Regions from separate parts of the Homo sapiens genome. Here region 2 is linked to region 1. A link is a contact called in ENCODE Hi-C or POLR2A ChIA-PET data. All regions are on one chromosome and are shown on one strand. The core of a region is the stretch at or near the end of the contact, and the rest is flanking DNA. Distances in the headings are between cores, read along the strand shown. Region 1 overlaps MSRB3 (methionine sulfoxide reductase B3). Region 2 overlaps MSRB3-AS1 (MSRB3 antisense RNA 1).

Evidence for each region. Hi-C counts contacts between places; a loop is a spot of excess contacts on that map. ChIA-PET counts read pairs that join two places held with the same protein, here RNA polymerase II (POLR2A). Pooled maps may share reads with other maps.
Region 2: a loop to region 1 is called in a map of endothelial cell of umbilical vein, with 5 times the contacts of the local background. The contact joins two enhancer-like sites. A Hi-C loop is called at or near these places in 5 of 168 maps with a recorded cell type or tissue (Calu3, HCT116, PC-3 and 2 more) and 3 of 50 pooled maps. POLR2A ChIA-PET finds 5 or more read pairs at or near these places in 6 of 52 experiments (AG04450, BJ, HCT116 and 3 more).

The regions. Positions count from the first base shown.
Region 1 is chr12:65,426,788-65,433,355 of GRCh38, reverse strand. All of the region lies in intron 5 of MSRB3 (methionine sulfoxide reductase B3), which reads right to left. Among named protein-coding and RNA genes, the nearest start is that of MSRB3, 150 kb to the right of the region's middle. RefSeq lists an enhancer at 1,624-2,823. Within about 2 kb of position 1,685, at least 6 of the 41 ENCODE cell types and tissues checked have a DNase peak (open chromatin) inside an H3K27ac peak, as active enhancers do; they include HCT116, PC-3 and endothelial cell of umbilical vein, where a contact is called at or near this core.
Region 2 is chr12:65,527,301-65,534,329 of GRCh38, reverse strand. All of the region lies in intron 2 of MSRB3-AS1 (MSRB3 antisense RNA 1), which reads left to right. Among named protein-coding and RNA genes, the nearest start is that of LINC02454, 72 kb to the left of the region's middle. Within about 2 kb of position 1,354, at least 5 of the 41 ENCODE cell types and tissues checked have a DNase peak (open chromatin) inside an H3K27ac peak, as active enhancers do; they include HCT116, PC-3 and endothelial cell of umbilical vein, where a contact is called at or near this core.

The DNA.
Region 1 (6,568 bases), core at 436-2,935:
TATCCCAGAAAACAGAAAAGAAATCAAACCACAAATACTTCACACTCTAAAGAAAATTTTAACAGAATATGACTCCATAAGAAATTTTAAAGAAAGATAAATTTGTAACAGAAGAAACTAAAATGAAAAGAGTCAAGGAAAAAAATACCTTTTGGCTACTATGAATAATGCTGCTATAAACACTGGAGAAAAAATACTTGTTTGAGTCTCTGCTTTCAATTCTTTTGGATATATAACTACAAGTGGAATTGCTGGATTATATGGTAATTCTATGTTTAATTTTTTGAGGAACTGACATATTGTTTTCACATTAAGTGTACCATTTTACATTCCCACTAGTATAAGATTCCAATTTTTCTACATCCTCTCCAACACTTATTATTTTGTTGTTTTTTAATAATAGCTATCCTAAGGGACTCAGAATATATTTTTAATGAGTCACTGACAAATTCACAAATCCCTTTATCTCAGATTTACTCATAAAAGGATTAGAGGTACAATATTTGTCTGGAGAAAGACCTTTTCCACTGCATAAAAACGCTCACATTGGCTATCTAACATGTGGCCCCAGCATCATTAGCAACATACTCAAAGCAATTAAGCCAACAGGCTTGAACCACTGCTTCTCTGACTGGTACAGATCTGTCTCTAACTGCTTTAAGAACTAACTATTCTAACTAATGGAAAAAAACATCTGTAAAAAAAAAAGCTACAAATGGGGATGGCGGGGGATGGGGAGACAGGCTGTAATGCCAGATATCTTTGTTCCTATCTTCATCTGCTAAAAAGGTGAGTCAATCCATTTACCTTAGTCAGGATTAGAAGAGCTAGGAGGGGATATAGATAAAGAAGGAAATTAATTGCTTTAATTGTCAGCTTGTGTTAACATATATATCTCTAAATCCCCATTTCAACTCTTATTTTTTGTGGAACCATCAAGCTTTTCCCCCCTTTTAAAATTTTGGAATCCATTCATCTTTCCTTGCCACAAAACAGTCCTGTGCCAGAATCTGGTTCTTTTCTCAAGGGTATAACATTTCAGCTTGTTATAAACAGCATATGGATATAGATTATGTAATGATAATGTGTGCTACATTCCAAGGACTTACATTTTCTGCATATATGTGAATAGCAAGTAATTTTGCATTGATTTTTTTCTACTCTCAAAATAATATACTAATCAACTAAAACATTAACTTGGTGTATTCCTTTGTGTTTTATAGACAGAATCCCTTCTTTTATTGATTTAAAAGTTTAAAAAAGTTATGTGTTGAAGGAGCCATAATACAAATAATATATAACTACCTAGCTTTTGGGGTAAAATTTTAGATTTGTTCTTAAAGAAACCAAAGATACTGAAGTCCAGTGAAAGATTTCCTAATAACCAACTTCCGAATAATTTGTTAGTGTCAATATTCTACTAGCCTTACATTTTGTGTTTGTCCCATGCTGTTTGAATGTAGCCAAATAGCACATCCAGACTTAGACTTCAGTCTCTTCTGTGCATACTCAGCTACTGCCATTTATAAACAGAAGAGTTAGGCATTATCTTTTAAAACACACAAAGACTTGTGCATGCAGATGAAGCTCTGCACATAAGCGGAGTGTGTATTATAATAATCACTAAGAATTTCTGAAACTCGCATGTCAAAAAGTATCATGTTCACTTCCCAGGATTTTTCAAATAGGAACACACAATGGTTCTGGCTTTCCACTATAACCTGACTTTCACCTCCTTCAAAAAGAACTTTAAAAAAAGAAGAAGAAGAAAAAAGTAAAAGGATATCTGAAGACATTTCTCATCGATAGCTACATGGTCCAGTATATTTGTAATTCTATCCCCTTTTCCTTTATACCAAACGAGTGATGAAAACCTGACAGGAAAGGCAAGAAACATACTAACATTAAATCGCTGGGATGTATTCACAGAAATAGACAGAAACGGGCCTAAGTAGGCACAAAAAAATTAATGCTGGAAACTGTATAGGCAGCAAGTGAAAACCTCTCTGTCATGACAGGAGGAGGTTAAAAAGTTTAAGAAAATTTCTGAATAAAATTACTAAGACTAAAGCAATGAAAGAGATTGATTTTTCAATTTTCTTGAAAAACAGGAGTCAACCTGTGACCCAGCTCCCCAGGTATTACATGCAGGCCTCAGGAATACAGTCATTTAGGAAGTAACTGCTTCAAAGAGTCCAGCTAAAACTACAAAGACGTGAAATTCCAATCAGACACCAGAAATTCTTTGGGGAATAAAAGAATTTTATGACTCATAAGATGAAAATCTCCTGAATACTCACTAAAGTAATCTAATGAAGTATTGTCACTAGGAAAGGAGTTTGATGAATTTATGTGTTATGTAGGCAAATTTTAAGCAAAACAAGAAATTGAGCAAACTTGAACTTGTATTCATTTCTAAGTTTTCCTCTCAGGGTAAAACTAACTTTAAGGGCACCAGACTTGCCTGTATGAAGTGGCATTCTGTAGGATGTCACATTTTTAACTTCTAGGATTCTAAGCAAAATTTCACATCCATTTTTAAAAACTAGAACAGGTCAGCTTAGGAGTAGGTCCAGGATTCAAATGTGAGTCATTTTGAAGGTTCTTAGTCTTCAAATTTAATACAATTTGAAAGAAGCTATAAGAATTGAAGGCAAAGGCTTAAGACAGATGCCAACGTAATAAGAAAGAAGGAGGTCAAGTTTTTCCTGAGGAAATTAACAAACAACAAAAACTAGAGATGCGATCATTTTCTTGACTTTCAGATGATGCTTAAGCATAGGAGAAAATCAACACCAAGGAGGCTACCCTGACCTTACTACTTTTTCCATTTATTTTTAACTTAATTCCAATTCAAAATTTTGCCTGTTCTATATGAAATTCTTTTCTAGTAACAGGCTGTAAAAATACAGCAAGCAATGAAAGCCCTCTGTTTAATCTTTCCCAGGGACAAACAGAGTATAATGTACAATATGTATTATAACTATGTGTTAGATTGCAAATTACTCTTATTTAATTTAGTCTAGTGCTTAGCTTCACCTCTGAAATATCAGTCTGCATCCTTCTATTTTGGTTTGATTCTATAGTCCACTTAAAACAGTAAATGTTTACATTAAAAGGACAAGAGAATGTGTGATGTATTTTAACTGTCAGAAGTGTTGTGAACAGCAGCAGCTGGAAGAAGAATGTGTCGTCCACTTCACTGTTACCCTGAAGCCTTTTAGATTCTTCAAACCAGCACTTACATCCTTCAGTGCTCAGGAAAGAAGGAAGGAAGGAACAAAGAAAGAAGGAAGGAAGGAAAGCAGGCAATTCAATTGTCATCTCTGAAAAAAAAATGTAGTAAAATTTCTAGAATTTACATGTGATCTTTGCATTGGATTCTACACTAACTTTCTGCTAGTGCAGGGACTGAACTGGTCACTGGAAATGGAGCTCTTCTTTCATTATTTTAGGTTGCTGGATCATACTGAGATAAAAACCAGAAGCAAATGAAACAAGCTCTAAGCTTTACTTAGAGGTCTGTATGAACTGTGCATATCCAGTTCCTCTGCAATCATCATTCACATCATCCTGAATTCATTATGATATAGCTGTTGTTAAAGGCCTACTCATAAGACCAAACACTGAAAACAATTTCCTTCCTTTAATATTTCCAGATCTGGTAAAATCCCACTAATAAAACTGGAGAGAAATGTATGACACTCTTACTCTTATTGCAGTGGGCCCAGTGGGAACATGGCTGGAGAGAAATGAAGCCTAAGGATATGCTGGAGGATAAGGACAAAATATGCAGAATTTGATTTCAGGCTTGACACATTCAGTTCAAGAAATATTTGAAGGTGGACAAAAACCTGCATGATCCAACTCCTGCCTACCTCTCCAAACACATCTCAAACCACTCTTCCCCTTGTGCTTCAACCACACTGGTCTTCTCTTGGTTGCCGTAACATATCAAATACTTGCTTTCTCTTCTGCTTTGAACACTCCCCCAAGCTCTTTGTGTGGTTGTATTCTCATACTTTCGACCTTGGCTCAGATATCACCTCCTCAGTAGGCTTTCCCTGAAATGCCTATTTAAATGAGCGTCTCCCTCCACCTACCACCATCATTCCCTATCATGGGATCAACAATATCAAAGGGTTAAATAGATCCTTTCTATTTCCTGCATAGCTCCTATCAAATATCATCCCATTTATTTGTTTCCTTGTTTAGTAACTCCTTAATAGCAGGAGCCCTGTCTGTTTGCCACTGTATCTCCTGTCCCTAAGGCAGTAGATATTGACTTAATGGATGTGTTTAAAACTATACTAGAGGCCAAGGGTAAAACAAGAGGCAACCATACAGTCCCACCCTCAAAAAAATTATAAAGACAATAGAGACTGGTAAGTAATCATAAGAGAGCTGTTTTACAAGGGGCATATAATTCTAGTAGAAAGAAACCCCATGTCTATCTTATGGGGAAAAAAAGGATATTCCAAGGGAGGACACCCCATATGTAGGGGCACGAAACAACAATAACAGCACAATGCATTCTGGGGAATTAGTTTAGCGTTTTCTAAAATACCAATTGCTAAAGATGGGGGTGGGAAGTAGAGAAATTGAACATAGACAGAGAAAGGTCTAGGTCATGAAAGCCTTTGATTGCATGCAAAGGGAGGGATATTTCATCCCATAGTCAATTAGAAGCCCTTGGAAAAACTCTGGGCAGAGGGGTTACATGATTAGATTTGCTAGTGCCAATAATGTCGTACTCCTGTTTGTAAACTTATTTTAAAAACTCACTTAATTAAGGAAGGGCCTGAGTCTATGCTGTACCATATATACTCAATGCCCAGTCCATTAGAGCAAGTGTTGAATTGGTGTTTAAAAGAATAAATGAATAATAGGGATGTAACCACAATGGCAGAGTAGGAGATATCAGCTTTCTCCCTTTAGCACCCCCAAAATAAACATAGACAGCTATCTCCAAACAAAATAACCCCAGAGAGTCCCCAAGATCCTATTTAAGATTTTGCAACAATACAGTGGAGCAAAAAAAAAATATACACACAGAAAATAAATAACTGGTAAGATCAGTATACCTGAGATGCCAGGATATTGCCCAGAACAAAGAAGAATAGCAGAGGTTGTCTGAATCAGCCATGTGGTGAAAACCACCATGGTCCTCAGCAGCCTGCTCTGCAGATGACAACAATATCTTTTGCCACTGAAATAACAAACCATTATTCTTCACAGGGAACCCCAGAGAGGAAGACACAGCTACACACACCTCACCAACCCAAGAAGTGGCCACTGTTGAGCTGCTTTGGGAAAGAAGCCACCAACTCTCCAAATCCCCTAAGTGCCTCAACTCTGGACACCTCTTGAGTCCTCACACTCTAGACCTGGGTCCTGTGGCTGCACTGGGTTTGTCCACATTTCAGACACTGGAGCATTTCAGACACTGGAGCTTACTAGCAAGCTAATTTGTACTCCAGAACCTAGAGTTAAGCTCTTGCTGTGCATGGCTGCACTCCAGGCACCAGCTCAGCCACCACAGTGAGCTAGGCCCTGCTCTGACTCCAAAACCACTGTAACTACACACATTTGTGCTCTAGTTTTTGACTCCCCGGCTACTTTACAAGAATCTGAGCTTTACATACTGTTATCAGTGTGGCAGTGAGAGTGCCTGCACACTGGACACTAGTGCCATTACACCCCAGAGCCCAGAGCCATATTCCTTCCTTTTGTGCCTGTGCTTCAGGCCTCAGCTCCATGGCTGCTCCATGGGCACCACTCATCAGACACTAGTGCCACACCAAACTGCGAGTGGGCCTGCAAGCCAAATCCAGTGCCAAAAGAAATCCCCTCAGCCACAACTTCCTCAGTGAAAGAAAAAGAAATCAGGAGGCCCTTAGCTGCCATTATCATAGAAAACTCAGAAACCCTCACTGCCACTGTGGACAATCCTCACTGCCACTGCCACTATGGACACAGAAAACCCAGAAACCCTCACTGCCACTGTGGTATCAGCTGCTGAGTATCACTGCAATCTCCATCAACAATGACCTCAGCTGACAGAGCTGCAGAGACATACACAGCTGCACCTTCACTGGTGCTAGAATTGCTACATCCCCCACCCAGCAAGTTCCCTGGAAGCCCCCAATAAAAGAAGGACTTTCCACAGCAAAGCTAGCCCATAAAATCTAGAAGAGGTGACTGTTCCACCAAATGTGCAAAGATTAACATAAGGCAACAAGAAACATAAAAAACCAGGGAGACATACCACTACCAAGAGAACACAATAATTTCCCAGTAGGTGACCCTAAAGAAATGGAGATATGCAAACTGCCTGACAAAGAATTCAAAACAATTGTTTTAGGAAAGCTCAGCAAACTTCAATACAATATAGAGAAATAATTCCATAAGATTAGGAAAACACTGTAAGACCAAAACAAGAACTTTAACAAAGATTAAAATTATATTTAAAAAAGAAATTAGGGAGCCAAAAAATACAAGGAATGAAATTTAAAACCCATAGAGAAGTAAAAAGAACTGATTAAGCAGAAGAAAGAATCTATGAACT
Region 2 (7,029 bases), core at 105-2,604, 100 kb before region 1:
GTTACTTGGGGGAGGGGGCACAGCGGGCTTGGTAATTTAATCTTCTCAATGCCACAGGCCATGTCTCCGTGATTCTGCTAGAATTGTATGTGACTGGAAGATTTGTTTTAGCTCAATCTTTGCAGCCTTGAGGATGGCGGGTTCTCAAAAACACCTATCCAGCCCAGCAGCACTACCTGAATGAGCAAGGGGGAAACCCAATGAGCAAGGGTCTGGGTCGCCCCAGAATCCACAGCAATCAGACAATTCTGTCTTAGGGTAAGGGCTGCAGAAAGCACTGCACATTCAGAGTTAGCTGGGCAAACTCACTTTGGGGATATTTTTGGCACTTTTAAAAACGGTGGCTAAAACGACCCAGAGACTATGAGCCCTCCACACCCCACCCCCCATAGCTTTTCATACCTGCAACCCAGGAATTTTGCTTGCACTAAAAAGGCATCTTCCAAGAGGACCTATGAACTTAAAACAAATGCTGTTTAATTTGCCATTCATTAGGGGTGTATCTGGATTGATTTATTGCACCCTTCTGACCCCATGTCTTTGGAACAGCATTCCTTCACGATTACACAGGGAAAGGACTCAGGCAGGACTTCCAAGGATAAGCGTAGAAGGCCACAATAATACTTCAGATTGCTGTGTATCGGGTAGCCCGAAGGAAATGCTTCGCCCAATTCAACGCACAATGCGAATGAGCCAAAAAAGTTTGTAAATTTTTTGACCCAGGTTTCTCGAGCCTTTCCTAAGGGATGTGGCCAGCACAGACGACTATTATCCAGATTATGGGCTTTTGAGTACTTCCACATTCAGGATATTCTGAGAATGTCTAACCACACACAATTGATCACAGAAATTGCAATCCCTTTTGATCCTGAGGAAGGAGGAAGTGAGCTCTTCCTGGTAACTACCCAGCAGCAGCAGAGACAGGAGGAGGGAGGGAGAGAGAGAGAAAGAGAGAGAGAGAGAGAGAGAGTGTGGGGAGGAGGGAGAAATGCACCAGGGAGAAAATACATTTCTACTGGCAGCTCAATACGCCAGTGGTAATCAGAAAATGAGAAAAACTTTGTAAAGCTCTCAGAAGAGCCAGGCTACAACAATTGCCCTTTAGAAATGAGATCAATGGCCTCTCTTGTGGGTGGCACAAGTATAATTACAGCAATTAAGAGAAAAGACTACAGTCTATTTTTTTTTTTTTTTTTGCTCTTAATGTATAAACAAGCAATTCCGGCACTTGTAAGCCAAAAAGAATTGGTACATGGCTTAATACTATCTACTACTATGACTCTCCTTGCTTTAATTGGCTTCCAGGAAAATTTCATGAGCCTTTGTGGTTGTGGTTTAGTTAAATACACACATTTACCTAGAGGCAGGCTGGGGGAGGAGAGCAGAGTGCTTTCACTGACTATCCAACTCCCAGCAGACCAGTTAGCCCCCAGGCTGCCCGATCAGAGTCCGTGAGGCTGGGAGGAGAGGGATCCTGGCTGAGGGCCTGTGCTCCTGTACTTCCCGTGATGCCTTGAATACTGTGTTCCCCTTGGAGCAGCCATAATTTCATGTGACCTCTACGTCCTACATTCCTCTCCCAGTCTCCCTTCCTCCTACCCCTAAATGGCTTGTGTTGGGGTGTCTAGCAAGCATCCAACTCTTGTTTTGTTTTTCCACTGAAGCCCAATGGCCATAGAAGAAGTAAAGAGGAGTCTGAGGCAGTGGATGAGCTGGAAAGTTTCTCATTTTTTGTGGTTGGGGGCTACTAGGAAGCCCCTCTCAGCTCCAGCCTCCTCACCCAGTGGCTAACATTCTACTATTTGTGAGTGGCTTCCCTAAGGATTGCTTAGGATTTATTGGTGCAGTTAAATAAATGAATCCCTGGCTATCCACCATGGAACGCAGCTACATGGAACTGCTGCTGTGAAAAGAGCTTGATTGCAAATCAAGGCCTGCAAATTCTCTAGAGGATGACTTCTGACCTCTCCCTGAAGAATTTGGTGCATGCTTCATAGTCTAGCTGTAACTCAGGTCATCCTAAACATAGTCTCTGCACATAGTGACAATCCATCCAGCTATTTTCTCATGATGCAATAACGGACCAGCAGACAGAAATTTAATTTTATTGATAGAAATTTATTTCTTTTGTTTAAGAATTGCCTTACATTGCATTTTTGAAATGCAAATGCCTTTGCTTTCCTATTTTGGTGCCCATGCAAAATAAGAGGAACTTTTCTCAAGATGAGGCTGATAGGGGAAATGTCCCTGGCTAGGTTGGGAGACCTGAGCCCTCCTACCACCTCTGTGGCTGTTTGGTTAGGGAACCAAGAAGCTGCCTATGTGGGCTTTCTCATCATCTTGTACTCCTAGGGCAGCTCTTTCTTGCTTATCCAGGCTGTCTTTCTTACTGAATTTTTACAGGAAGCTCTCACTACTCCCTCATACTCTCACAAAGCTCACCTAATGGTCCTCTTGATGATTCAAAAGAGGCTAGAGCTGGTCAGGAACAGCTGGTATAGGATGGTGGACAGAGTGATCCCTGGCCAGCTCTCTGGCATGAGTTGAGGGCCAAGTCAGTATGACCCACCAGAAGGTTCAGCAGGGAGGGCTGAACTGAAAGCCTGAGCTAACCCAGGGTAAGGGGCTGAGCTAGCATTTCAGAGGAAAGAGAAACCAGAGGCCTAGTAGGAACTGGGAGTCACCCAGTGCAAGAGAATTATGGTGGTTTTTCCCTCTATACCATCCATGAATGCTTAGGTGGCACTGTGGCCCACCAGCTCATTCTGGCCCATTTCACAGTTGTCACCAATCTTCAAAGATGACTCAATATGGTGGTAGATGGGGTAGGAGGGAGTTGAAGAGTATGGGCTCTACATGCTTCCAACTGCCCCATCCTAAGCTCCTACCCTATTCCTTCTATCTTTTCTGGCTGGCCTCACCCTCAAACTCTTCTGCCATTCAGGCCCCTTTTGACTTCATAATTTTTGCTCTGCATCATTTGATTGAGAAGTCTTAACATCTTTGGTTATTCAGTGTCCTTTCTCCATACAACCTTCCTAGGTCTATGATCTTGGAAAGGTCCTTAACCTTTCTCTGCATTTGTAAATGGTGCTAATTACACAACCTCCTTTGCTGGGTTGCTGTGGAATTAAATTAAGAATATGAAATGAAATTATACACATATGTATATATATTTTTTAATTTTTATTTATTTATTTTTTGAGATAAAGTCTCACTCTGTCGCCCAGGCTGGAGTGCAGTGGTGTGGTCTCAGCTCACTGCAACCTCTGCCTCCTGGGTTCAACTGATTCTTCTGCCTCAGCCTCCCGAGTAGCTGGGATTACAGGCGCATGTCACCACAGCTGGCTAATTTTTGTATTTTTGGTGGAGATAGGGTTTTGCCATGTTGGTCAGACTGGTCTCAAACTCCTGACCCCAAGTGATCCACTCACCTCGGCTCCTCAAAGTGCTGGGACTACAATTGTGAGCCACCACATCCAGCCATATATATATATATATATATATCTTTAATAGCTACTGAATACCTAGCTGCTATTAGAATTATTAGAATTAATATTAACAAACACTGTACTATGTCTTTTTGTTCATTTCCTCTGAAAATAACACATTTGTGTAAAGGTGCCAAAGATGTGCCCAAGGACCATCCTTTTCTTTAAAATTTATTTAGCAGCCAGGTGTGGTGGTTCATGCCTGTAATCCCAGCACTTTGGGAGGCTGAGGTGGGTGGATCACAAGGTCAGGAGACTGAGACCATCCTGGTCAACATGATGAAACCCTGTCTCTACTAAAATACAAAAAATTAGCCTGGCACGGTGGTGTGTGCCTGTAGTCCCAGCTACTTGGGAGGCTGAGGCAGGGGAATCGCTTGAATCCGGGAGGCAGAGGCTGCAGTGAGCCGAGACCACGCCACTTCACTCCAGCCTGGTGACAGAACGAGACTCGATCTCAAAAAACAAAAAAAAAGTTATTTAGCAAATCTGCCTTGATTTATGTCAGGCACCACCTCTAGGAATTACAGTCTAAGCCATTCACTTAAGTTTCTAGCTGACTGCTGGCATTCACTTAGCACAAAGTGCAACAGAGAAGATTCCAGGAATGCATCGTAAGAGACTGCTCATGTACCCAGTGACAGACCTAGCAGAGGGGAACGCATTTCTGACAGTGGTTCCACCAAGTAGTAGGAAGAAAAAGAGATGGAAATAACAGAAGAAAAGCAGCAGAAAATTGCAGAAAAGGCTTAGAAAAACATGTGGAGAGTGGCTTTAGAGGGGGTTGGGATCTTGGAAACCACATGAAGGATTATCCTGCAGGACTGGCCCTGAGGGCCCCTGGTGAGGAATGGAAAAGCCTGAATGGAAGGACTCTGCCTTCGGAGCTTGCTCTGAGATCTGGTGTGGAGTTTGGTGACCCCTGGAGCACAGGATAAACTTTTGGCTTCAAGTCAACCTGCACTTCATTGGACAGAGGAATACTTAAAACTAAGTGACAGGACAAAGCTATTTAGTGTCAGATTTTTGCCAGATCTTTCCATCTTGAAGCTTAAATTCAAGCCAGGGCCAGAAAGAAAGACTCGCTGTAGGGTGAATGTGGCGCAATGAGGGAGTAGGAGCTTGGGAGTTTCACCACCAATTCACCATGGGACAATGAACCTCTTGGAGAGCCTATTAATGATGACAAAGCTAGAGAGAAAAATCTTTAGCACCCATTAAAAGCAGGGCCATTCCAAATGGTTTATGACAATTTTTCTGGGAAAATAATGTACAATTGAAATAACATGAGAATCAATGAGAAAATGCATAAGTACACAAGACTCCCCTCCATCCCCAACACCCTATAATGTCATATCACATCACAGAAAAGAAAATAGAAAGAAAAATGTGTCTCTGGAGAGTTTAGCAAATCTCAAGCCTATTTGTCCCAGGAAGAAAATGTTTACATTGTATATCCAAAGCGCCATATTAGGAAATTGCTTTCTGCAAGGTTTTTCTCAAATGGGTAATGGGCAAATGGATCCAAAATGATTACAAAAAAAATTATTTCTGTGGTTATTCAAAGCCTTTTTACAACTCTCAGTTCCCATCTCAATGTGCAGGCAAGGGTGGGGTGTCTGAATAATGCTCGCTCTTCATGGGAAAAAGAAGGCAGGAAAGGTCCTGGGACTCTAGTGATATCTGTGGAAGGGTTCCAGCCCCTCTGAGGAAAAATCAAGCCACCCAGCAGGGGACATGCAGGGAGAAAGAGGCCTTTTGATGCTGGCCTAAATAAGTTGACTGGCAGAGAATTGGCCAAGGTCCTGGGTCCCTGCTCAGTGAGAAGCTCTACTCAGCACAGAGACCTTCCAATGAATATCTCGATGACCAGCAGTGTAAATGATGAGAAGGTTCTCTGGGGCACTTTGCTGGGTTTGAATTTCACCTCTACCACACATTAGCTGCATTGCCTCTGGTGAATTACTAAACCTCAGTTTCCTCAAATGTAAAATAGAGATAATGGGCCAAACACGGTCGCTCATGCCTGTAATCCCAGCACTTTGGGAGGCCGAAGAGGGTGGATCACCTGAGCTCAGGAGTTCGTGACCAGCCTGGGTGACATGGCGCCTCATTTCTACTAAAAATACAAAAATTAGCCAGCTGTCATGGTGCACGCCTGTAATCCCAGCTACTGGGGTGACTGAGTCGGGAGAATCACTTGAACCCAGGAGTTGGAGGATGCAGTAAGCTGATGTCATACCACTGCACTCCAGCCTAGGTGACAGAGTAAGACCCTGTCTCAAAACAAACAAACAAATAAAAAACACACACACACACAAAACACGGAGATAATGGTGCCTACCATTAATACACTTAATAAATATGAAGCAATTATGACTAGCACCTATAACAATGACTTGCCCATAATAAGTGCTCCATAAATGTTAACTATTCTTGCTATTTTTATTAGCTTGGGTTGCCGTAACAAAATACCATAGACTCAGCGGCTTAAGCAACAGAGATTTATTTTCTTACAGTTCTGGAAGCTAGAAGTCCTAGATAAAGGTGCTGACAAATTTAGTTCTTGGTGAGGGCTTCCTGGCTGGCAGACAGACATCATCTCAGCTATGTTCCTTGGTGTGTTTGTGCCTAGAGAGAGTGATCTCTCTATTCTTATAAGGACACTAATCCTATTGGATCAGGGCCCCACCCCTTATGACTTCATTTAGTCATAATTATTTCCTTAAAGTTCCCATCTCTAAATACAGCCACATTTGAGATTAAACCTTCTTCCAGTATATGAATTTTGGAAGGACACAACATTTAATAACACTGATATTATTTTTATTATTGAGATTAGTATTATTCTTACAAAAGTGTACTTGTCTTGTCTTCAAAGATGTCCCAAAGTATGTGTTTAAAAATCTTGGGTTGGGTGAGCCCATTGCAAAACTGTGTAGTAGGTGAAGAGGGCTTCTGCATTCCCTGGGTTGGGCCAAGTTCAATTAGCCATCAGAGACACTTGACCAGACTGTCAAATATCTTTAAGCCTCTAATGGCCCAGAATGTTCCCTCCTGCCTGCCTACAAAACCAACAACTACTACCACACACAAATACACCTCAGCCTCTGAGGCCTTTGGTTTATTCCTGCTCCTGATCTTACTGACTATGGGATACAAGGTATTAGGAAACTTGTCTTTATGGGACAATCCACATTACCGTGGTTAAAGGCTTCTGCATGTACAAACATCTCCTACCTTTTAGGCCTCAACAAGACAGAGGGGAAGGACTGGTCTACCTCATGGCTCTCAGGCTCCATGCTATATGGAGCATGTTTATGGCTGCTTTCTCTGGGCTTACCAATTTCTCCCCTATTGATAGAGAATACATCTGGAAGGTCAGGGCCAAACTCCTTAGCATCCCAAGATCCTTTACAGTCAAGTCTCTGCTTAAGTCTTCTGGTTCATTACCCACTAGTCCTCCCCACAGACATGCCTTGCTCCTCTACACTCAGGACACCTTGCACGCCGTGCTGCTTATATCCAGAAGGCTCTT